Linked DNA regions of Homo sapiens: region 1 is linked to region 2. The links are chromatin loops, found by intact Hi-C in ENCODE. Cell type or tissue: adrenal gland. All regions are shown on one strand. Each heading gives the region's core, and the rest is flanking DNA. Links, peaks and the distances in the headings are about the cores only. Region 1 has its middle 44 kb from the start of SFTPD. Region 2 holds the start of SFTPA2 (surfactant protein A2).

Region 1 (11,987 bases), core at 1,968-9,967, 340 kb after region 2:
GCTTCCTTCATTATTTTGATAAAATAATGGTAGTTTTTCTTTGGAGAATTACCCCTTACCTGTTTTGTTTTGTTTTGTTTTTGAGACAGAGTCTTGCTATGTCACTCAGGCTGGCTGCAACCTCCACCTCCCAGGTTCAAGCTATTCTCCTGTCTCAGCCTCCTGAGTAGCTTGGATTACAGATGTGTGCCACCACGCCTGGCTAATTTTTGTATTTTGGGTAGAGACGGAGTTTCACCCATGTTGGCCAGGTGGGTCTCAAACTCCTGATCTCAAGTGATCCACCTGTCTCGGCCCCTGAAAGTGCTGGAATTACAGGCATAAGCCACTGCGCCCAGCCACTTCCCTGTTCTTAATCCATTGGTTTCAAAACCTGACAGCCTAGCTTCAGAGTTGAGCATATTACCTAGGTCATTCTGTTTCTTGACATCTATGACTAATTAATATGTCATAAACATGACCCAAACTACACAAAATTAGTATCAGTTTTAAAATTTTGACTGGAAATGCCTGAAATAAATTGTTTTTGGGGGGCAAGGTTCAGGCAGAAAGGCAAGGAGTGTAGAATTTTAGAGTTTGTTGTGGTCATATTTACCAACATTAGATGTGAGATTTTATTATTCAGAATGCTTTGATGTATCAAAACCTCAAAATGCTGCAAATGAGAAATCAAAACATTCATGGATTGAATATATACCTTGATTTTGTGGCTCCAATTTACTAAAAAAGCAGTCTGGCCAGTCCAGGAAATATGTCATTTCTCACTATTCCCGGCACATCAAGTTTTTCCTCACATTAAGGTAATGTTTCAGCATGTGCTTATTTTGTTTTTGAATATAATGGTGCATGGCTGTTTGGGCTCTCAGAATTTTTTAAGCCATTAATTTTATCTCAGGTCTTTTTTGCATTCCACACCTTCCTGCATACTAACTAGGTGTGTAAATTTCTTTTAAAATCACATAAATTTTCACTTAAAATCCTTACCAGTCCAAATCAATTCATTCTTCCTCATGATATATATTCCTTTTCTATTACCTCAGAAATAAGTTAATAAAATACTTTACTGTTATCATTTATTTCTGATTGTAAAGTAATGATACAATAGATTTAGATCCTCATTTTAGCCATCATTTTATCATGATCATGTACCACTGAACTTAAAAGTTGGAAAAAAAGCAATCTAAATTTCCTCTGAGTTCCAATCCCATGTAATTTATAAAATTTTGGAAGAACACAGGTAGGTACTCAGAGTAATCAACTTAGCTTTGGAAGAATTTAATTTTTTATTATCTGCCACAACCATAGCCTGGTGAATTGATTTAAATCATTGAGCTATAATTGCTTTTTGAAGATTTTTTATTTTTCCCCTTCTTGTGAAGTAGTAATTAACAAAATGTAAAAATCTAAATTCAATATATAATTTCATGTTGTAAAATAAAGGTTACACATGAAATATAGTTAATGGTCAAATAAATTCTTTGTTAAGACTGGGGACCTTTGCAATTTGTGAGAAACATTCACACACACACAAAGTCTGTAAACAAAGATAAAATGTTTTTGCTGAATAATGTAATTGTCATTTCCTTCTCCCTTATTGAAAGAGAGGTGTCTGTTTACCTGGATTGTTGCTTAAATCTGCCACAAATTTGTTACTCAAAACCTTATTTATTATATTATAGCAAATAGGGTAATAATTACTGTCAGAGAAGGGGACATACTTTTTGTAACTCTTTACATTTTTCTTAAAATACAAATTCTGTTATATAAATTTTGATTTTGAATCTTTTAATTATCTTTTCACTACCTCCCACACATCCTCTAAGTTTTCTTTGTCTTTTTCAACTTCAGTATACAGATTTCAGCAATACTGTAATTTTTTACTGAGTACTTAACATATATAAGAAAAAGATACTTTACAATTTCCACATGCTGTAATGAAATATGTTGAGCTTAGTTTATGTTAACTGCATCTAGTTCTTGTTTGATTTCTTCTTTTTTCCTCTAAAGTTATATTTTATCTTGCAAGTTGTGTATGTGTATTAGTTATGTATTTGTTTAACAAATTATCCAAAATCTTAGTGGATAAAGCAGCAAACATTTATAATCTCACAGTTTCCATGAGTCAGAAATTCAGAGAATGCTTAGCTGCATTGTCTGTGTCTGAATATCTCACAAGGCTAAAATCAAGGTGTCAGTTGGGCTATTGTTATCCCAAGGTTCAACCAGTGATGAGTCCACTTTTACAGTGACTCAAGTAGCTGTTGGTGGGACTCAGTTCCTCTATGGCTATTCTTAATTGGTGGTTGGCAAGAGGCCTACTTCACTGTTTTACCACATGGATGTTACCCATAAAGCATCTCACAACATGGAAGCAGCTTCGACAGGGCTAATAAATAAAAAGGCAAAAAAGAATGTGCAAGAAAAAAGTCAAAGGCTTTTGTCATCTAGACTTGGAAGTGATTAAGCTCAAGTGTGATTAATCTCAAGCCAACTATCAAGCTGAAAGGACAGAATATGAATGTTAAGAAAAGGGGATCACTGAAAGCCATTTAGGAAACTGCCTACAAATTATGTGGATATGGATGTCTTATGAAAATAAAATTCCTTGTCTTAGAGTGGTGTCTTTTTACTTTCTTTTTCTTTTTTTCTACATCTAATATTTTAGAACCCAAAACATGGGGATAAAGACAAATTTTAGCATCTTATCCTTAATATTTAGGAGCACAGCATATGTCATGTTGAGGATGCTATTATGCCTTTACATTATGTTGGAACGTGTATATTCATCTCTGGCTCTCTTTTTTTCTCTCAAGTGATGGTGATTTATAATGTCTAGAATAAAGTATACTTAGAAACCAAATTAAAACTGTATTTTATCGTATTCGTGTAAGCTTACTAAAGTATTACTAAATACTCCTGTTTGCATCTTCATCATCTCCAAACTTTTTTCTCCTACTATGGCATCTTTTCATATCTGCATGAACCAAATGTGGCTTTTGAAATAGGAAATTTTGGATGGAATGATAATCCACTATGAAGGAGTCATATAGTTAATGTAAGGAGAAGGGCTGACTTACAAGACCTAAATATATTTTGAAATTCTTCAACACTACTATACCTTCTCTTTAATGTACCCAGAACATATGTCTCAGATTTCAATAGTCCTTGGAGACACATTTTCCTCAAATACCTGAATAAAAAGACAAACCTACAGTCTTACTTTATTATATATAAGAACTTAATAATTTACCAGGTATTCAAAGATACCCAGGAACATTTATCTTCTTCAAAATATTTCCTGATTTTCACTTGCCATTCCATTTCTCATCTGGATCCAGATCAGAACCTTTACCTACTTTTCTGCAGGTTACTCACTCCTGGCTTTCTTCGTGCTTGTGTGGCTCTCTTTTAAACACTTCACACTGAGTTGTGAACACCTATCCCTTCTTTTTTCAAAAGGTCTTTTTTCCCTTCTTTTTTCAGGAGGCAAGGAAGGGGGAGGCAGTAGGAAGGACTGAACAGAGAGGAAGACGTGCAAAATACTCATTTGGAACAATGGGAGATTGAATAGACCGGACAAAGAATGATTAAAGTGAGGACTGCTGGCATGGCCCTGTTTTCCTCCAGCCATGTTTAGTTGCATCGTTGTGGCATGGAATAGATGGAGAGCTGGGTTTATCCAGGGCTCCCATCTTACTAAGCAGATAGGAGGTGACAGGGAGGCGGGTGAGTTGAGGAGGTGTGCAAGGGACCAATGAGAATGGTTGGCCATGGAGTTTAAGCTGGCTCACTAGAGAGGGAAAAGTCATAAAGGAAGGAAGAAACAGTGAACAGGTAGTAAGATCTTGATTGGAGGTGCTGGTAAGGTTGCAGGAGTTTTGTTTCAGGGCAGTATAGGGAGTAACCTGGATAGCTAGGAGGTGGTGGTCAGAGTGGGCTACTGTGGGGTTTGCAGTCCTTGGACCTGACAAGGTCTAAGGTCTGATCATGGAGGGAGGGGGAAGCTGAGGTAGGGCAGAGGACAGGAGTGGGCTTCATGAGATCAAAAGGATGTCAGAAGGATTATCTACCCAGATACTGACATCTCCATGAAGTAAGAGGCCTAGTGTGAAGAAGTTACAACATCCTAAGCTCTTCAGGGATAAGGGAATCATGTGCCACGTGGGTAGCCTCCCCAGTCTAGCACCCAGTATATAGCCTATGCAGAATGAATACCTGAGGGCTGCTGGGGGCGAAAACAAGGTCCCTGTGACAGGACTTGAAGCCTGGGGGTCTCGGTGACAGGAGTGGGCCTAGTTTTTAGGTGTAGAATTGAGCCTTGCGTGCACTGGTGGGATCTTATTGAAAGGATCCCCTCCAAGACTAGAGGAAGATGCATCCTGACAATGTAGGCTCTGTAGGCGTCCCAAGTACCTGGGCTGGGGGTTAGATGGACTCCAAGGCATTTCCTCAGGTGGCAATGGGAGGATCCCTGGGAAGGCAAAGCTGTGCAGGAAGAAAATGGCAAGATGCTACATTCCCTCAGGGAAAGCCCCTTTACCGGGAGCAGGGAAGGCGAGGTAGTTTAGGCTGGGTCAGTTTGTCCCTGCCCTCAGAGTCTGTTGGTCCTGGAAAAAGAAGGCCTTATTTTATTTATTTATTTTTCTTTGAGACAGTGTCTTGCTCTGTCGCCCAGGCTAGAGTGCAGTGGCTCGATCTCAGCTCACTGCAACCTCCGCCTCCAAGGCTCAAGCGATCGTTCTGCCTTAGCCTCCAGAGTAGCTGGGACCACAGGGACCACAGGCGCCCGCCAGGACGCGGGCTTGCTTTTATTTATTTATTTATTTATTGAGAGAGAGCCGTAGCCTCCCTATGTTGCCCAGGCTGGTCTTGAACTCCTGGGCTCGAGCGATCCTCCCGCCTCGGCCTCCCAAAGGGATGGGATTACAGGCATGAGCCACCGCTTCCGGCCAAAAGAGGGCTTTAGGGCACCCCCAGAACGCGAGATCTCCCTCATCTGTCATCTTTAAAGAGGAGGAAGTGGACTCCCAGTCCAGCCATAGTCCATTCGTCCGGAGCACGGTCACTCCGGGGTGGCCAGGACCAAATGTGCCTCCTTCTGGCTTTTGCACCGCACCAACTAATCCGCGCCAGGCCGCACAGCTGCTCTGGCCTTCGGGGAGGACTCCTGGAGCGCGGTGTACACTGCTCCGGAGTCCCTCCGCAGGAGTTGAGGCAGCGAGTTCCGAGGGCGGGGTGGGGCGGAATCCGGAGGCACGCGGACCCGGTGGAACGCACTGCGCAGACGGCGCCGGCGCCTGCACTCAGCTGTTGACGAGTCTTTCTTCCAGCTCTACCCTGAAAGTCCTCCAGGCACCGGTCTTTTTTTTCTGCCTTTTGTTTCCCTCCCGGCGAGTCGGCGCGACAGTGAATTTCCGTTTCCCGCGGTGTCCAAGCGGACCTGAGGAGTTGCAGCTGTGAGCAGGTTCGGTGGTGCCGCGGGCTGGGGTAGGCGGCGGTGGGGTCCCTGGCTCTGGGGCACTGGGAAGATCGCGAGTCGTGCGCGTGGGAAGGTCCTCCGGCTCATCTTTGCTCCCCAGGAGCAGCATATTTCGCATCTGCCAGAGGTGTGCCCGGGGGTCGTTGGGAGAGGGACGGGGTGAATCCCTGCAGAGAGCCGGGACGGGGAGGGAAGGTGTCGGGGAGACGTGGTTTCCTGGCGACGTGGTCCCGGCAGGCGACTTAGACCTGAGCCGAATGTGTTGACCCCAAATTGTGCTTTTCCCAAGAAGAAAAGGGAGAGAAACATTAGGACAAGTTCGGAACTAAAATATAGTAGAGAAGCAACATAATCTCTGAAATCACACAGCTATTCGGTTTCAAAGAGTTCCTAGTGCCCAGCTCTCCTAACTCCCGGCTGGTGTTCCTTGACATTATGGTGATATATAAAGACTTTCTATTTCCGCTCGTGTGTGTGTCTGTGGGAAGCCTCTGACTCACCTCTGTGCCCCAGTAGCACCCTGTGCAGCCTTGCAATGTAGCCCTTATTGCATGGCACGAAAGATACTAGTTTGGATTCTCTGCAAGTCAGATCATAGGTATATCCATTTACTGGCACAGTGGCTAGCACATCATAGACAGACACAAACATTTATTAAACGGAATTAATACAGGACCTTAATTGAATGAAGTGGCACCCTGCCCCGCTGTTTTTCAATCAAGCTGTCAGATTTTATGCAGCCCGATATTCTAAAAAAAAAACTCACTAATTCAGTGATTACCAATTTATTGGCCACAGATTCCCAGGTACCTCAGAAATCACTGGAAGGGTCTCTGTAAGTCCATAGGGTCTCCAGGCATCATTTAGAACCAGTCATATCTCACACATGCAGATATTGCTATTTTTCAAATGTATGTAGATGAGTTGTAATTTAGGAGTTTTGCAGAGTCAACAGGTACTAAAAGTAATACTGTGATCATGTTGGAAGTTCATAAAAGCATTTTAAATTTTTTATTAAAATTTAAGTTTTGGTTTAAGTTAGGAAACCACTTCATTAGTCCAGTCAATATCTAGGTCTGAGCTGTCTAGTATGGTAGCCACATGTGACTATTTAGAGTTGGAATGAAATTAATTAAAAATTCGTTTTTTTCAGTTTCTCTAAGTACATTTTCAGTAACCACATGTGGCTAATGGCTAAATGGTGGAAAAGTACAGATACAGAATATTTCTATCCTTGCAGAAATAGATACTGATGATGTTGACACTTAAGACGAATAAAAAGTAACTTAATCATAAAGTGTAATCTTAGCAGAAGTAACTCATCTAATTTATAGCATAACAGAGATAAATGAAATTGGGGAGGGTTAAGCAGTTTCTACCCTTGTTCAGTGAACAAATACATCATGTCTTCATAAAGAAATAAATGAAATTTAATGTTTTTCCCTGGGTATTGCCTGGATTGTAAAATGCTTCTCCCACCTCCTTACCCCAACCTTCTTCCTTGTAGGTTAGAGTTACTTGTTATTGGTAAATAGCCACTATGGAGACTAAGGACCAGAAGAAACAAAGAAAGAAAAACAGTGGACCCAAAGATGAAAAGAAAAAGAAGCGGCATCTGCAGGATCTCCAGCTAGGAGACGAAGAAGATGCCCAGAAGAGAAATCCCAAAGCTTTTGCAGTTCAGTCTGCTGTGTGGATGGCTCGATCCTTTCACAGGTATGTTTAGCTACAGTCTGATGCTTCTTTCATTGATTCTTTTTAAATAGTAGGAGCCTCTCACAGGTGACATTTGGATTCACAAGTCTAGTCCAGCTCCAAAGGACATGGAGATGCATGCTGTGTGGCTTTTACTAAAACGTGAGAAGACTTCCCATAGAAGCTGCCTTGCCTCCAGCATCTGCACACTGGTTGGTGTTTCTTGCCCAAGATACAAGAATTTATAGAATTTGATTCTTCCTAAACTTTAAACTGTTTCTATGGTGATAAGTGTGCTTTTTCCCACTGGATATGTTTTACAAAGTTGTAATATAAAATACAAAAATTACAACATTTAATACTAACATAGCTTTATTGAATGAGTCCTTATGATATTCTTAGCAGTGTACTTTAAACATTATTCAACTAAATCCTCCCAGCAGCCTTACCAGAGTAGGAATCATTCTTGCCCTCTTTTTATGGACAAGAAAACTGAGGTCAAGAAAACAAGTTACCTCCAATCGTATAACCAGTAAGTAGGAGAGCCAAATTTAACTCCAGAGCCTCTGCTCTTATCTGTTATGATGCACTGCCTCGGTATTTACCTTTTGGTTTTTAAAAAATTATTAAAATCACTCATAAAACAGTCAGATTTAAGGAGTGTTTAATTTTCAACTCTCTATACTATTGAAGTTATCTTGTTACATCTTTATTGAACAGAAGTTATTTGGATGGGGCTCAAAAGTTAACAAGTTAATTGACAAGTTAATTATATTTATATATTGTCTGTTATACTCTATAAAATATACGAAAGTACTGATATCTATAAGTATATTTTAAAAGTCTACTTTTACTCTATTTTGAAAGTGAGTTTACTTTTTTGTTTGTTTTTTTTTTTAAATGAATAGGACTCAGGATTTGAAGACAAAAAAGCATCGTATTCCAGTGGTTGATCGAACTCCACTAGAGCCCCCACCAATAGTGGTAGTGGTGACGGGGCCTCCAAAGTTGGAAAGAGCACTTTGATATAATGCCTCATTCAGAACTTCATTGGCAGAAGTTGACTGAGATCAGAGGCCCTGTGATGATCGTGTCAGGTAGGGGATGCCACCACAGACATAGAGTTGGCATGGCTGTTGTCATCTGAGGGACATGCGTGTGTTTGTTGTTTTCTTGAGTGGAACATGTTAAATTTTGTCATATCATGTTACTTCTCTTATGCTTTTACTAAGTTAGCTATAACTTCAGAAAAGGGTAAGTTCCCAGAGATAAGGATGTGATACATATCTTATCCTGACTGCTGTATGGCTTTGCCAAGCATGTTCCTTGGAAGGGCGTAGCAGGCCTGGTCACTGTGAACATATCATTTAACAAATAGCACGTACCTCCTATGTGCCAGGTGCACATGCTTGCCCTTACGAAGCCACATGCTGGTGGAAGTGCGCGTTTTCTCTTTTTCCTGTGAGAATTTGTCTGCTTTGGGAGATGGCGACCTTTCCGAGTGTGAGGGAAGATGAAACAAACTTCCAGTGGTAGAATGGCAATGTACACTCTGAAATCTCTTGTTATTGCAATAATATAGTTGGATTGAGGCTTTTCTTTATCTTTGGAGCTTCCATATTTTCTTTTCCTTTTTTTTTTTTTTTGAGGCAGAGGCTTACTTTTTATGAAAAAAAGTTCATAAATATGTATTGATTTTTGTACACATGGCACCTCTCTTCTTTTTTTTTTTTTTTTTGAGATGGAGTCTCACTCTGTCACCCAGGCTGGAGCGCAGTGGCATGATCTCGGCTCACTGCAAGCTCTGCCTCCCAGGTTGACACCATTCTCCTGCCTCAGCCTCCCAAGTAGCTGGGACTACAGGCGCCTGCCACCACGCCCGGCTAATTTTTTATATTTTTAGTAAAGACGGGCTTTCACCATGTTAGCCAGGATGGTCTTGATCTCCTGACCTCTTGATCCACCTGCCTCAGCCTCCCAAAGTGCTGGGATTACAGGCGTGAGCCACCATACCCGGCTGGATGTTGGTTTTTATCAAAAGCCTTTTCTGCATCTATTGAGATAATTATGTGGTTTTTGTCTTTAGTTCTCTTTATGTGACAAATCACATTTATTGATTTCTGTATGTTGAACCAACCTTGCATCCCAGGGATAAAGCCTACTTAACTGTGATGGATAAGCTTTTTGATGTGCTGCTGGATTCAGTTGCTGAGTTTTGTTGAGAATTTTTTCATCAATGTTCATCAAGGATATTTGCCTGAAGTTTCCTTTTTTTATTGTGTCTCTGCCAGGTTTTGGTATCAGAATGATTCTGGCCTCACATAATGAGGTATGAAGGAGAAGGAGTCCCTCCTCCTCAATTTTTTGGAATAGTTTCAGCAGGAACGGTACTAGCTCTTCTTTGTTCATCTGGTAGAATTCAGCTGTGAATCTGTCTAGTCTTGGGCTTTTATTTTTTTTTATTTTTTTTATTTTTTGGTAGGCTATTTGTTACTGATTCAGTTTCAGAGCTCATTCACTATTGGCCTCTTCAGGGATTCAAAATTTCTTCCTGGCTCAGTCTTGGGAGGGTGTATGTGTCCAGGAATGTATCCATTTCTTCTAGATTTTCTTGTGTGTGCATAGAGGTATTCATAATATTCTCTGATAGTTATTTGTATTTCTTTGGAGTCAGTGGTAATATCTCCTCCATTGTTTCTGATTGTGTTATATATGGATTTTCTCTCTTATTAGTCTAGCTGGCAGTGTTTCTATTTTATTGATTTTTTTGCAAAAAGCCAACTCCTGGATTCATTGATCTTTTGAATACTTTTGTGTTTCAATCTCCTTCAGTTCAGCTCTGATTTTGGTTATTTACTGTCTTCTGCTGGCTTTGGGGCTGGTTTTTTGTTGGTTCTTTTGTTATTTTAGTTGTGATGTTAGGTTGTTAAATTGAAATATTTCTAACTTTTTGTTGTGAGTATTTAGTGCTGTAAATTTCCATCTTGACACCGCCTTGGTTGTGTCCCAGAGATTCTGGTATGTTGTATCTTTTTTCTCATTCGTTTCAAAGAACTTCTTAATTTTGGCCTTAAGTTCATTATTTACCTAAAAGTCATTTAGCAGCAGGTTATTCTATTTTGAATTGAACGTTTATGAAATGCTTAAACATTTTAACTAGCCTTTTTTAAAGTGCAATGAGAACTATTAACAAAGAGATAATAGATACATGAAATGATGCTTATCAATTTACCTAACTTTGCATTTTTCTGTCACTACTATTTTGTGGGAGTCTAAGTCTCTTTGAAGGTCTCTAAGAACTTGCTTTATGAATCTGGGTGTTCCTGTTTTGGATGCATAAATATTAATGTTTAGAATAGTGAAGTTTTCTTGTTCAATCAACACTTTATCATTATGTAATGCCCTTCTTTGTGGGCCAGTCCCAGAGAAAGCCTGTTATATTTCACTCAATTTTCTTGGAAACCTCTCTTGTTTAAAGTGTATTGGGACCCAGGTGCTATGAGGTATATTCTTATTCCCCACCTCAAAATATGTAAATTATTGATACTGTTAAAAGAAAAACTTTAGACAAATTTAAGAGAGTTTACTTGAGAAAAGAAAAAAAATGATTTGCAAATCAGCCCTTAGAATCAAAGAAATTTCAGAAAGACTTTGGCACTGTCACATGGTCAAATATCTATGGGAAAAAAATGTAATGTGCAGAAACCGAAACTGAGGTACAGAAATAGCTGGATTGGTTACAGCTCAGCATTTGCCTTATTTAAACAAGGTTTAACCAGTTGGCCGCCTATGAGTGGTTAAAGTATAGCTACTGGGATTGGCTGAGACTAAGCTGTTGTTACGGGGACACATACTACTAAACTTAGACTTTTAGTTTGTTTACCTGCTAAGTATGTGAGTATGGAGATTTTTCAGGCTAGATTTTAGTTTTATTTAGTAATACATTATGGGATCTGAAGGACACTTTTGTAAAGGTTGAAACAAACATATTTTATGCACATTTCCATTTCCGACAAAAGAAAAATGCTCCTTTAGCTCTGCTAAGTGTGACAGTTTCTAAATTAAAAGAACATTATTTACATCTCAATTGTTAATTCTAATATTAATTTCAAGTATTAATAATATAATCATTTTTCACTAAGCCTTCCCTTTTATGCCCGTTTACACTTTCAAATCTAATTATATTCCATTTTCATTTTAAAGGTCAAGCCCCAACTGTTTCATGGTGTGCCTTCTTTCTAATCAAGTATTTGAGACCAGTGGGAGTCAGGCTGGAACTGTATCATGTCAATTTTCACAAGCTGACATTCACAGTAAAAGTAGTTCTTGATTACTTCCCTAACACCTTTGATGTTAAGGGAAAAAAAAACAACAACAACACTGAGCTGTGTATATTCCCTCCTCATGCTCCTGGGTGAGAAATCATAGTTAGTAGCTGCTGATCTTGGAAATCAGAGTTTCGGCTACATTGCTAGCAATAACCTAAATCAATACAGAATAACAACACAAGCCAGTATGTGGTAAGTCATGAAAAATAGATCGGTAGTGATATCAATTGAAAATGATACAGAAAAACCATATTATCTAGAAAGAAAAATACAATTTTATAACACTCTTGGTCCTGAATAGTTTTAACTATGGTACACAAAGCAAGCAAGCAGCAAATTACAGATAAAGATGACTGTTACTTTCTTTCTACTGTTAACACCCTCTGGTAATAGATTGTAACAGAATGACTATTTGGAGGGTTAAGCATTGGGAGATGTCCCTAATTACATAGCATGTTTGGTAACATCATCACATTTTAATTTGC
Region 2 (11,987 bases), core at 1,917-9,916:
CAGAGAATCTCCACTGTGTCCTTAGCTCCACACAGTCAGGGCTTCCCTGAAATCTGCCTCTCTCTGTCATTATGCTTGGCCGGTACTGCTCATCCTGATGGCACTGGGCAGGCAGTGGGCTGCAGAGGCAGAGCTGAGGGGACCAGGAGGCAGGCACTCTGTGTGACTTTGGAGGATCCTTCTACCCCAAGGCCTCACTGCTGCCATCTGTAAGTGAAGGAACTGGACCAGATGGGGAATAAGGAGGCCTCCATCTCATGCCAAAGGCCAAGGCTAGGAGTGGCTGCCTGGGGTGCAGTGCTGGGATGGTTTGCAAGGGGAGTGTCAAGGCTGGTCAGTGATTATGGGGAAGAGTCAGGGCCCATCAGGGGAATGAAGTGGCTAAGGGTGCCTCCAGCTCTAATAGCCACAAGTGAATTCTGTTGAAAGGGAGTTCTAGCATCTCACAGACCAAGTGGATCCTGGGGATGGAAACTGAAGGCCAGACAGGATCCTCCCTGTCCCATGGCCTAAATGCCTCTCAGAACTCACAGATGGTCAGTCGGGAGTACAGGCAGTTCCTGTCATTCCACTGCCCATCTGTGTACATCTCCACACACTGCTCTTTTCCCCGACCTGCAGGCTCCCCTCGGTACCAGTTGGTGTAGTTTACAGGGGTCCCATCTGAGTAGCGGAAGTCTCCAGGGCTGGGACCCTCAGTCAGGCCTACATAGGCATATGTGTTGTACTTCTTCACGAAGCTTGCAATGGCCTCATTTTCCTCTGGATTCCTTGGGACAGCAATGCGGCCGCCTGCTCTGGCACATGCCTCCTGAATGGCATCAAAAGTGATGGACTGCCCATTGCTGGAGAAGACCTTCTCTCCTACTGTCATTATGGAGCCCTGCAGACTGAGGGCTGAGAGCAGAGGAGTCCAGGTCAGGCCACTGACCACTTTGTCTCTAAGCCACCTCCCTCACCTAGGGTCTCTGCTACCAGATTCTCCCCAGTCTCTCCATCTCTGCCTCTCTCTGTGTCTTCTCTTCCTCTTCCAATTGCAGTTTTCTAAATTCACTTTTAGACTCTCCTCCATTTATTCATTCATCTAAGTAACAATTACTTATTGCCAGAAATGGTGCAATTTCCTAGGATTCAGTGGAAAGCAAGACAGGCAGAGAACTTGCTTTCTTATGAAATGGGGAGTGAATTGTGTCTGCTTGTCTCCTCTTGGCCATTCAAAGACATCAGAAAAGCAAGCATCATTCCTTTCCCCAACACCTGCATGTGCACGCTTGTTTGTCATCTCTATTCTAGAAGGTGGTGCTGAGAATGAGGGGAATTTGTGGGAAACTCCTACCCCGTGAGGCCCAGGGGGTCCCCTTACCTCCCCTTGTCTGCAGGATTTGATGTCTGAAGTCGTGGAGTGTGGCTTGGAGCTCCTCATCTAGATGAGCTGGAAGCCCTGTGGAGAGTGCCCCACACAGAAGGAGGGGCAGGCCAGTGAAGACTCCCACTTGCTGCCACGCAGGCGTTTTGCCATCTGCAATCCTGGAACTCTGCCCTTTCATTGCTGTTAGGCACCACCCAGACCCTAGGCTCAGAGGGTCCACGAGATTCCAGTGTGTCTCCACACCCCGTGGTCCCCTATTCTTTAGTGAAGCCTTGCCCCTGCTGAGACCCCCACCCCTTGTCCTCTTTCCTGCTCTGTCCCTCGAGGGGTTCTGTCTGCCCGCCTCTGTGGGGCAAGTCCCTCTCCCGCACCCTCCACCAAGGGCAAGCATGATGCTCTCTGCACTGCCCTGATGGACTTGCTTACCGCTCTGAGCTTCAAAGTTCCCCTCTGTCTGTGGGGCTCCTGATCACACCATCTGCCTGGATGCCTCGTCCGCATTCACCCTTCAGACTGCCCCCAGGGCCTCCATCCCAGGACATGCCTCCCCTGCCTCCCAGTGCTGTCCCTCGTCCCACACCTGACTCAGTGTGTCCCCATCAGCGGTCATGAGGCACGGAGGACTTCCCACACCTGCCCTTCTCTGAATTGTGACCACACTCCCCAGACACCTCGGCTTTCTCCCTCAAATTCATATTCTCTTACTTAGGTTGAGCCAAATGCCCTTGGGGAACCTGCAGGGTTTGTCTGACCCCCATCACCCCTGTGTAACTGACTTCAGGTCGCTGTGCCCATGTTTCCACTGCCCACCTGCCCCGCCCTGCTCACCTGGAGGGCCTCTCTCGCCAGCCTCCCCCTTCTCTCCACGCTCTCCAGGGACACCAGGGGCTCCAGGCAGCCCATTATTCCCAGGAGGACATGGTGTTTCTCCAGGCGGACCCATGGGGCCTGCAGAGAAAAGAGACATGGATGTGTAGGATCTGTCACCCACAACTGGTTGGAGCTAGTGAGACTCGATGCCCATTATCACCGGGGCTGGCTCAGCTATCACTCCGTGGGCACTATGAGGACAGACTCTCCAGGATGCGCCATCATAAGGGCCCCAGGAACCCACCACCCCTGCAGACTGAAGTCCCACCCAGCTTACTATAGCCCCCAGCTCACTATGGCCCACAGCCTAGGGGCCTGGACAGATGGGCCTCCTGAAAAGGGGTCTGTGTCCCTCAGCTGAGGGTGGGGTCTGCAGCACAGTACCTGGAGGGCCAGGGTCTCCTTTGACACCATCTCTCCCGTCCCTGCCTGGCAGGCCGTGGGATCCAGGAGTGCCGGGGATACCAGGGCTTCCAACACAAACGTCCTTCACTTCGCACGCAGCACCAGAGGCTGCCATCAAGATGAGGGTGAGGGCCAGAGGGCACAGCCACATGGCTCTGGGTCCAGTCGCTGCTCCTGCCGGAGGGATGGCCGTGAGCCCATCTGCCACCTCTGCCAACATCTCCCCCACTGTGCTCTGTCAGGACTCAGGAAGCTGGGCAGAGCCCGAGAGGCAGGGCGGGCGAGACCAGAGTGCTGGGAAGACCCGAAGCACCCGGGAAAATTCCAAGCATCACCTGGCACCTGGCATGGCCTCATGCTTCAGGCCTCCGGCTGGAGGTTGTGGGGTCTCAAGACTGCTGAGGAGGAGGAAGAGTAAGGAGCTCTGGGGAGCCCAGGGACCTGGGCTCCAGTGCAGTCTCCTTTCTTTCAGTGCCTCACTATGTTACCCTGGGAAACTGGCTTCACCTCTCTGATTTCAGCTGAATCTTCCATGCTCTGCAGAAAACCTGCCCTGTCCCTCCCAGGCTGTTAGAAGGAAGGATGAGGTCACTCACTCACTGACTCACTCCATCTGTCCCTCATATGCCCAGTTACCTTCTTTTCAGGCTCCAAGAAATCAGCGACCTGAGAATGAAAAGAGATGAATAGGGCCCACAGCCTGGACCCTTCAAGGTGATCATCGGGGGGTGATGACCCTCTCACAGTCAGTGATGAGGTCTTCCTTCCTCTTGGGGTCTGTTCTCCCACTCCCCCTGCTTAGGCCCTGCTGAGTCCCTGGTAGGGATGGATCTGGCCAAGGAAGATATCAAAGCATGAGGGTCTTTGTAGGTCATCCATGTTGACCATGCTGTGAAACACCTCCCAGTGGAAAATGGGGAGTTGCCCTCCTTCCCAACCTGGGCCTTGGTCAGGCCTGTGGCTGCTGGGCTGGTCCTCTCTGCCTGCGATCCTCAAGCTGGAGAACACCTAGGGGATGTGGCTAAACTCACCCACACACAGAGCCTCCAGCTGCTTGGGTCTCTGCCTCCAAGTTAGAGCATAAAGGTGGACAACAGAATTTATAGCATGTGGGCTGCCAGGCTTCTTCCCCACCCCTGAGAGCTCTACCACAAAACCTGTTCTCCAAGCAGGAAATAGGCATAGTGTTTACACAGCACATTTCCCTGCAGAACACTCAGGCTGCAGGAATACTTAGGACCCTTGAGGGGAGCACAGAACCTGGTAAAGAAAAATACCAGGTCTGTAAGAAGAGAAATGCCTCACTGGCTAAGGTCACCCACTCTGCACTCAGGGAGCTCCACTGGGTTCCTGGTTTAGTTTCAGACAATGAAGAAGTCACTGCTTCAGCTGAGGTTGGTCAGGTTGATCCAGGCCAACCTGTCTGCCCTGTAACCTTGCTCAGCTCTGAGCCCCAGGACCCCCAGCCAGTGTCTCTGGAGCCTGCAGCCGAGTTGGTGGGCACATGGACAGAGTGGCAGGCAAATATGCTGCACGTTCCACTTCCCTCTGCCCTAGCAGGTTCAGCTGGAGGAGTCAGGGCAGCACCTGGAAGGTCATGGGAGAGCTGCAGTTTCTGTCTTTGGTAGAACATCACTTTGGGTGATGTCTGGCAACCTGCAATGGTGATTATGCTAAGTGTCCCAGTGATATATGAAGCCCTAGTTGTTAGGGTCCTGGTTTGAGCATCTGGATTAGGAGGGAATCTCCAACTGTGGAGGTGGTAATGATGGGAACCCAGACAGGAAAATCTCCCCTGGCTTATTTGGAATTGGTTTGAAAAATCCCAAACCATTGAGGAGTTTGGAGCTCTTCCAGGGAGCGGAAGCTCAGACAACGGACCCCACTCCCAGGAGCAGGAAGCTGGGCAGTGCCAATTTGTAGCATGGAGTCTTTCAGCTGCCCCAGTGCTGTCTGCCACACCATGTGGTGGGTGCTGGGCCAGGTGTGGAATGGGGGAGTCAGGCCAGTGCAGGTTGGGGGCAGGTGGGGCGAAGCTCCAGCAACTTGGCTGTGGGGAGGCAGGGCTGTTTTGCAGGTGATGAGCAGGAACAGAGGCCAACTTGGATGTGCAGGGCCTTGTGGTTGGCAGGGCAGGGCATGGCTTTAGGGGAAAGGCACACCTGAGTTTTGACCCAGAGCTGTCACTTATTAACCAGGTGGCCTTGGTCAGTTTCATTTTTCATTTTATTATTCTGAAACAACATCAAAATTACAGAAAAATTGCCAGTATCGTACGACTTTTTTTTCCCCTGAACCTATGAGAGTAGGTTGTCAACATGAAACCCCAACACCCCAATACTTTAATGTGTTTTTCACGCAAAGGCATTTTTGCATTATAACCGTAATCAAGAAATAAACACGGATACAATAACTCCAAATAGCCTTCAGGCCCTATGCAAAATGTACACAATGCCCCAATAGTGTCCTTTATAGCAAAGGATCCGTTTCTGAGCCATGTGCCTTATTCGGTTGTCACGCTTCTCCAGGGTCCTGAAACCCACAAAGTCCCTCTGTCTTCCCTTCACCTTCATGACCTGAACACAGTGTGAAGATCACAGGGGAGTTACTGTGTAAAATACCCCTCACTTTGTTTGTTTGTTTGTTTGTATTGCCTTACAGTTAGATTCAGGTTCTGTAACTTCGGCAGAAATACCATCGACACCCGGCTGCGCTCTTCTCCCATTCTACCCGGCAGCATGTGACTTTAGTTTGCCCCAAGACTGATGATGTTCGTGTTGATCATTTAATTAAGGTGGTGGGTGTCACAATTTGCCACTGCAAATTTATTCTTTTTCTGATTTTAATCAGTGACTATGTTGTGGGGACGCACTTTGGGACTATTGTAAAGATCCCATCCCTCATCACGCTCTTTGTTGCCCTTTGATTGATTTGTAGCAATGTGGACTCGTGAGTGAGGCTTGCCACCGACCGCCAGGGGGAACCATGCACTCGCCTGCGTGCTGCAAGGGACACTATCCGAGTTTGATGTTGAGACAGGTACAGTTTACCAGCACATGGCACCAGCAAATCTAAAGAATGTAGTTAAGAAACACAAGCTTGTCATTCTTAGCACTAAGAATTGCTGCAGTCCCTGCTGAGTTCCGAGTGTCCAAGCCAGGCCACTCTGCCGCGTCCACAGCCTCCTCCCCCTGCTCAGGCCCCATTGCCCTGGCCGGTCCGCTCTCCTTCAGTGCCCTTCTCACTCTCCTAGGGGCTTCAACCCCCATGCTGGGCCACCTCCCTCTGCGGGGACATCCTCTTCACACTGCCAGGCCCTGGGTGCCCACGCGAAGCCACCTCAGAGTCCACAGTCTCACTGCACTCCGAGTCCCACTCCCTGTGGCAGGACCCCCTCCTCACCCAGTGTGACTGAAACCAGGAAGACGACGCTTTTTAAGACTGAAGGGGCACAGAGTGGGAGCCATGCACCGCCCTAAGAACAGCCCACGGGGGTCTCTGCAGATTCGAGACCTCTCTCTCAGTGCTCAAGGGACTCTTTCCTTCCCCTTTCTCCAGCTGCACTGGGTGCTAGCAGTGGGAAGAGGCTGTCTGTGGCTGCTAGAGCTTTCCCGTCGTTTTGGATCATTGCAGCACTCTATGAGGCGTACAGAGAGTAAGTAAATCCCCATTCCATACTTCAGTCAACTGAGGCTGACAGGGGTTACATGGATTGCCAAAATTACCCAGAAATCCTCTTTCCAGCTCAGTCCTCTGCTAGAACCTTCCCAGAGTCAGAGGGATGTGCTTAATCTACCTGTACCTGGAGACAAAGAGATGCATAAATAGATTTACTAATTATGGATATATTTCAAGATCACTTCTACTGTCAGAATCTAAGGGGCAGCTCAGCCACATTAAGGGAATGGAAGTTGACGCTTCTTTTCCTTGATGCAGCCAGCATACTAAGCAATTATGTGTGTATGTATTATAAATATATGTACACACATATATTGTGTGCTGTATATTTACACACATATCTATATTACATTGGCACATCTAATAAATGTCACTGCATTCTTAAAAAGCATAACACAATAAATCTTTCTATGACCTAGAAATGACAAATTTTAATTTTCATCAACACAGCCCTCTCACCTCACTACCCTGAGCATTTTGAGTCTTCCAAACCCCAGAGAAACACGTCATGTTTTATTAAGGCTTTGAGGTGAGGGAGACAGTTTTTCCCATTCTGCGCCTTGGAGGAATTGAAACTGGCAGATGGCAGCAACTATCTCCAATGAAATAGGCTCAGGAAAACACACGTGCACATACACACACACACACACACACGCACACACACACACTGACTTTGCATCAATAAGACCATACTGCAGATACTCTTCTACAATAAGTGTTTTCTCTTACATACCCCAGCCATATTTTCAGATTGACACACAGGGATATAATTGTTAACTATAGTCTTTTCTTGGGGTTTGCTTGTTTTTAATTTGGGTGACTTATTCTTTACTCTTTTTAATTTTAAAAAATTTCTTATTTTTAATGGACACATAATTTTATATATACATGGGATATAGTGAGCTATTTTGATACATGTATGCAATAATCAATGATCAAATCAGGGTAAGTTGTATACCCATCACCCCAAAAGTGTATCAATATTTAGTGATAAGAACATTCACAGTCTTCTCTTTTACCTCTTTGAATGTATATAATGAGTTATTGTTCACTATGGTCACCCTCCAGTGCTCTAGAAGGCTAGAACTCATTGCTCTTGTCTAGCTATGATCTTTTGTCCATTGACCAAGCTCTCCCCATCCTTCATTCTCCTGGTTTTCCCAGCCTCTAGTATGCTCTGTTCTACTGTTTACGTCTGTGAGATTAACTTTATTTTTAGCTTCCACATATGTGTGAGAAGATGCTGTGTTTAACTTTCTCTTCCTGGCTTTATTTCATTTAACATAATGGCTCATCCATGTTGCCATGAATGACAGGATTTCATTCTTTCTTAGGGCCGGACAGTATTTCATGGTGTATAGTTATCGCATTTTCTTTATCCATCCATCCATTGGTAGACACTTAATTTGATTCCACATTTGGCTATTGTGAATAGTACTACAATAAACATGGGAGTGCAGATACTTCTTCAACATACTGAGTTCCTTTCCTTTGAATATATTCCTATGAATACTGAGTAGTGGAATTGTTAGATCATATGGTCGTTCTATTTTTTGTTTTTTGGAGGAATCTCCCCTCTGTTTTCCATAATAACTGTACTGCTTTACATTTCCACCAACAGTGTATAAGAGTTCACTTTTCTCTGCATCCTTGCCAGTATTTATTAGTTATTGTCTTATTAATAAGAGCCAGTCTACCTGGGGTGAGATATCTCATTGTGGTTTGATTGACATTTTCCTTAGGAGTAGTAGTATTGAGAATTCTTATTTTTATATTATATCTATTATTTTATTTTAGACAGGGTCTTGCTCTGTCACCCAGGACAGAGCGCAGTGACACAATCTCAGCTCACTGCAGCCTTCACCTCCTGGACTCAAGCAATCCTCCCAACTCAGCCTCCTGAGTAGCTGACACTATAGGCATAGACCACCATGCCCGGATAATTTTTTATTTTTGTAAGCATGAAATCTCACTATGTTTCCCAGGCTGGTCTCAAACTCCTGGGCTCAAGCCAACTTCCCACTTCAGCCTCCCAAATTACTGGGATTACAGGCAAGAGCCACCGGGCCTGGCCAAGCATTTTTAATATACTTGTTGGCAATTTATATGTCTTCTTTCAAGACGTGTCTGTTCAGATCATTTGCCCATTTTAAAATTGTATTATTTGGATTTTTTTGCTGTAGACTTGTTTGAGTTCCTTGTGTATACAGGATATTAATTCCTTATTGGATTAATAGTTGCAAATATTTTCTCCAATTCTGCAGGTTTTCTCTTCACACTGCTGATTGTTTTCTCTGCAGATGCTTTTTAGTTTGATATAATCCCATTTGTTTATTTTCGCTTTTGTTGCCTGTGCTTTTGAGGTCTTTCATAAAATCTTCACCCAAACCGGTGTCCTGAGGCACTTCTCCTGTGTTTATTTCTAGTAGTTTCATAGTTTTGGGACTTACATTTAAGTCTTTAGTCCATTTTGTGTTGATTTTTTGTATGTGTGAGAGATAGGAGTCCAGTTGCATTCTTCTGCATATGAATATCCAGTTTCCCCAGCATCATTTATTGAACAGACTGTTCTTTCCCCCAACATATGTTCTTGATGCCTTTGTCAAAAATCAGTTGACTATAAATATGCGAATTTATTTCTGTGTTCTCTATTGTGTTCCATTGCTCTATGTGTTTATAACAGCACCATGCTGTTTTGGTTATCATAGATTTGTAGTACATGTTGAAGTCAGGTAGTGTGATGCCTCCAGCTTTTCACTTTTTGCTTAGGGTTGCCTTGACTATTTGGTGTCTTTTTATGGTTCCATACAAATTTTATGATTGTTCATTCTCATTTTGTGAAGAATGTCATTATTATTTTAATAGGCATGGCATTAAATCTGTAGATCACTTTGGGTAGTATGGTTATTTTAACAATACTGATTCTTCCAATCCATGAACATGAGATGTCTTTTCACTTTTTTGTATCCTCTTCAGTTTTTTCTTCAGTGTTTTATAGCTTTCATAGTAGAGATCTTTCACTCCCTGGTTACATTTATTCCTAGGTATTTTATACTTTGTAGCCATTGTAAACGGGATTGACTTCTTGATTTCTTTCTCATGTAGTTCTTCTTGATGTATACAAATGCTGTTGATTTTTGTATGTTGATTTTGTATCCTGCAACTTTACTGGATTCATTTATCAGTTCTAAGAGTGTTTTTGTGAAGTCTTTAGGATTTTGTCTTTTTAAGATCATGTTGTCTGCAAATAGGGACAATTTGATTTCTTCCTTTCCTATTTGGATACGCTTTATTTTTTTCCCATGATTAATTACTCTGGCTAGGACTTCCTTAACTATCTTGAATAAGAGTAGTGGGCTGGGCGCAGTGGCTCACGCCTGTAATCCCAGGACTTTGGGAGGCCAAGGTGGGAAGATCACCTGAGGTCAGGAGTTGGAGACCAGCTTGGCCAACATGGTGAAACCCCGTCTCTACTAAAAATACAAAAAAATTAGCCAGGCATGGTGGTGGGTGCCTGTAATCCCAGTACTTGGGAGGCTGAGGCAGGAGAATCACTTGAACATGGGAGGCGGAGGTTGCAGTGAGCCAAGATCACGCCACTACACCACTGCCCTCCAGCCTGGGTAACAGAGCAAGACTCTGTCTCAAAAAAAAAAAAAAAAAAAAAAAAAAAGAGTAGTGAAAGTGGGCAACCTTGTCTTGCTCAAATTATTAGCGGAAAACTTTCAAATTTTCTCCATTCAGTATGATGGTAGCTGTCGATTTTTTTGTATATGGCCTTTATTGTGTTGAGGTACTTGGTTTATACACCTAATTTGTTGAGGGTTTTTATGATGAAGGGATGTTAAATTTTGTCAAATATTTTTTCTGCATCTATTGAGATGATCATATGTTTTCTTCTTCATTCCGTTGATGTAATGTATCACACTTATTGATTTATATATGTTGAACCATCCTTGCATCCCTGAGATGAATCCCACTTGATGATGATTGTATTTTGGATGTGCTGCTGGATTCTGTTTGCTAGTATTTTGTTGAGGATTTTTGTATCTCTGTTCATCAGAGATATTAGCTTGTACTGTTCTTGTTGTTGTTGTGTTTATGTCTGGTTTTGCTGTCAGGATATCAGGATAATGCTGGCCCCATAAAATGAGATTGGAAGAATTTCCTCCTCTTCAATTTTTTGGAATAGCTTGAAAAGAATTGGTGTTTTTTGTTCTTTAAAACTTTGGCAGAATTCAGCAGTGAAGGCATCTAGTCATGGACTTTTCTTTGATGGTAGACGTTTTATTATTGATTCAATATTGTTACTAGTAATTGGTATGTTCGGGTTTTCTATTTCTTCCTGGTTCAGTCTTGGTAGGTTGTATGTGTCCAGGAATTCATCCATTTTCCCTAGATTTTCTCATTTGTTGACATAAGTTGTTTATAATAATGTTTAATGATCGTTTGTATTTCTGTGGTATCAATTGTAAGTCTCCTTTTTTGTTTCTCATTTTTACTTATCTCAGTCTTCTCTCTTATTTTTTTAGTTAGTCTACCTAATGGTTTGTCAATTTTGTTTATCTGTTCAAAATACCAACGTTTCAGCTCAGTGTAGTGGCTCATGCCTGTAATCCCAGCACTGAGGCCAAGGCAGGAGGATCACTTGAGGCCAGGAGTTTGAGACCATCCTGGGCAATAAAAAAAATACTACATCTTTTAAAAAAGAAGAAAAAAAATCTTAGCTGGGTGTGGTGGCACATGCCTGTATTCCCAGCTGCTCAGAAGAATGAAGGTCTCTGGCGCTCATGAGCTGGAGGCTGCAGTGAGCCATGACAGAGGCACTGCACTTCATCCTGGGTGACAGAGTAAGATGCTCACCCCAGAAAAATACAAAAACAAACAAACAAACAAAAACCTCCCCAACTTTTCATTTTATTGATCTCTAGTCTGTTTGTTGTTTATTTCTGCTCTGATTTTTCAAGTTTCTTTCTACTAATTTTGAGTTTGGCTCTTTTTCTTGCTTTTCTAGTTCTTTAAGGTGCATTATTGTTTTATTTTTTTGAAATCATCTACTTTTTTGATGTAGGCATGCAACGCTATAAATTTCCCTCTTAGGTTTTGATATGTTGTGTTTGTATTTTTGTTTCTTTCAAGGAAATTTTTAATTTCCGTCTTAATTTGTTTATTCACCCATTGGTCTTTCAGAAGCATATTGTTTAATTTCTATGTATTTGTTCAGTTTCCAAAGTTCCTCTTGTTATTGCTTTCTTGTTTTATTCCATTGTGTTCATAAAAGGTAATTGAAATGATTGTGATGTTTTAAAATTCATTGAGACTTGCTTTGTGGCCTAATATATGGTCTATCCTGGAGAATGTTCTATGTGCTGATGAAAAGAATGAGTATTCTGTAACTGTCAGATGAAATGTTCTTCAAGTGTCTGTTAGGTCCATTTGTTCTGGAGCACAGATTAAATCCAGTGTTTCTTTGTTGATTTTGTGTCTAAGCGATCTATCAATACTGAGAGTGAACTGTTGAAGTCCCCAACAATTATTGTATTGGAGTCTGCCTCTCCCTTTAGCTCTAATAATATTTGATTTCTATAGTTTGGTTTTCTGGTGTTGGGTGAATGTATCTTTACAATTGTCATATCCTTTTACTAAATCAATCCCTTTGTCATTA

The links. A loop is a pair of places that touch in the nucleus more often than their neighbours do. Peaks named below come from ENCODE experiments on the same cell type or tissue, not always from the same donor. Only the 100,000 strongest peaks of a DNase experiment are listed, where the experiment ranks them.
Region 1: a loop joins it to region 2, with 4 times the contacts of the local background. A loop is called at or near these places in 1 of 110 quality-filtered maps.

Annotation. Positions count from the first base shown.
Region 1 is chr10:79,899,586-79,911,572 of GRCh38, forward strand. It overlaps the pseudogene BMS1P21. Among named protein-coding and RNA genes, the nearest start is that of SFTPD, 44 kb to the right of the region's middle. RefSeq lists an enhancer at 5,385-5,484. In adrenal gland, for the core only: no CTCF peak of the experiment used is centred there; DNase peaks (open chromatin) are centred at 4,366, 5,306 and 5,526; H3K4me3 peaks cover 1,888 bases; H3K27ac peaks cover 1,375 bases.
Region 2 is chr10:79,556,689-79,568,675 of GRCh38, forward strand. SFTPA2 (surfactant protein A2) reads right to left here and starts at 3,719. Exons shown (of 6, transcript NM_001098668.4): 1 at 3,676-3,719; 2 at 3,281-3,310; 3 at 2,624-2,818; 4 at 2,198-2,317; 5 at 1,364-1,441; 6 at 1-897. The coding sequence starts at 2,795. The coding sequence ends at 521. RefSeq lists enhancers at 101-601, 5,400-5,913. In adrenal gland, for the core only: a CTCF peak has its summit at 5,631 (motif pointing right); a DNase peak (open chromatin) is centred at 5,675; H3K27me3 peaks cover 698 bases.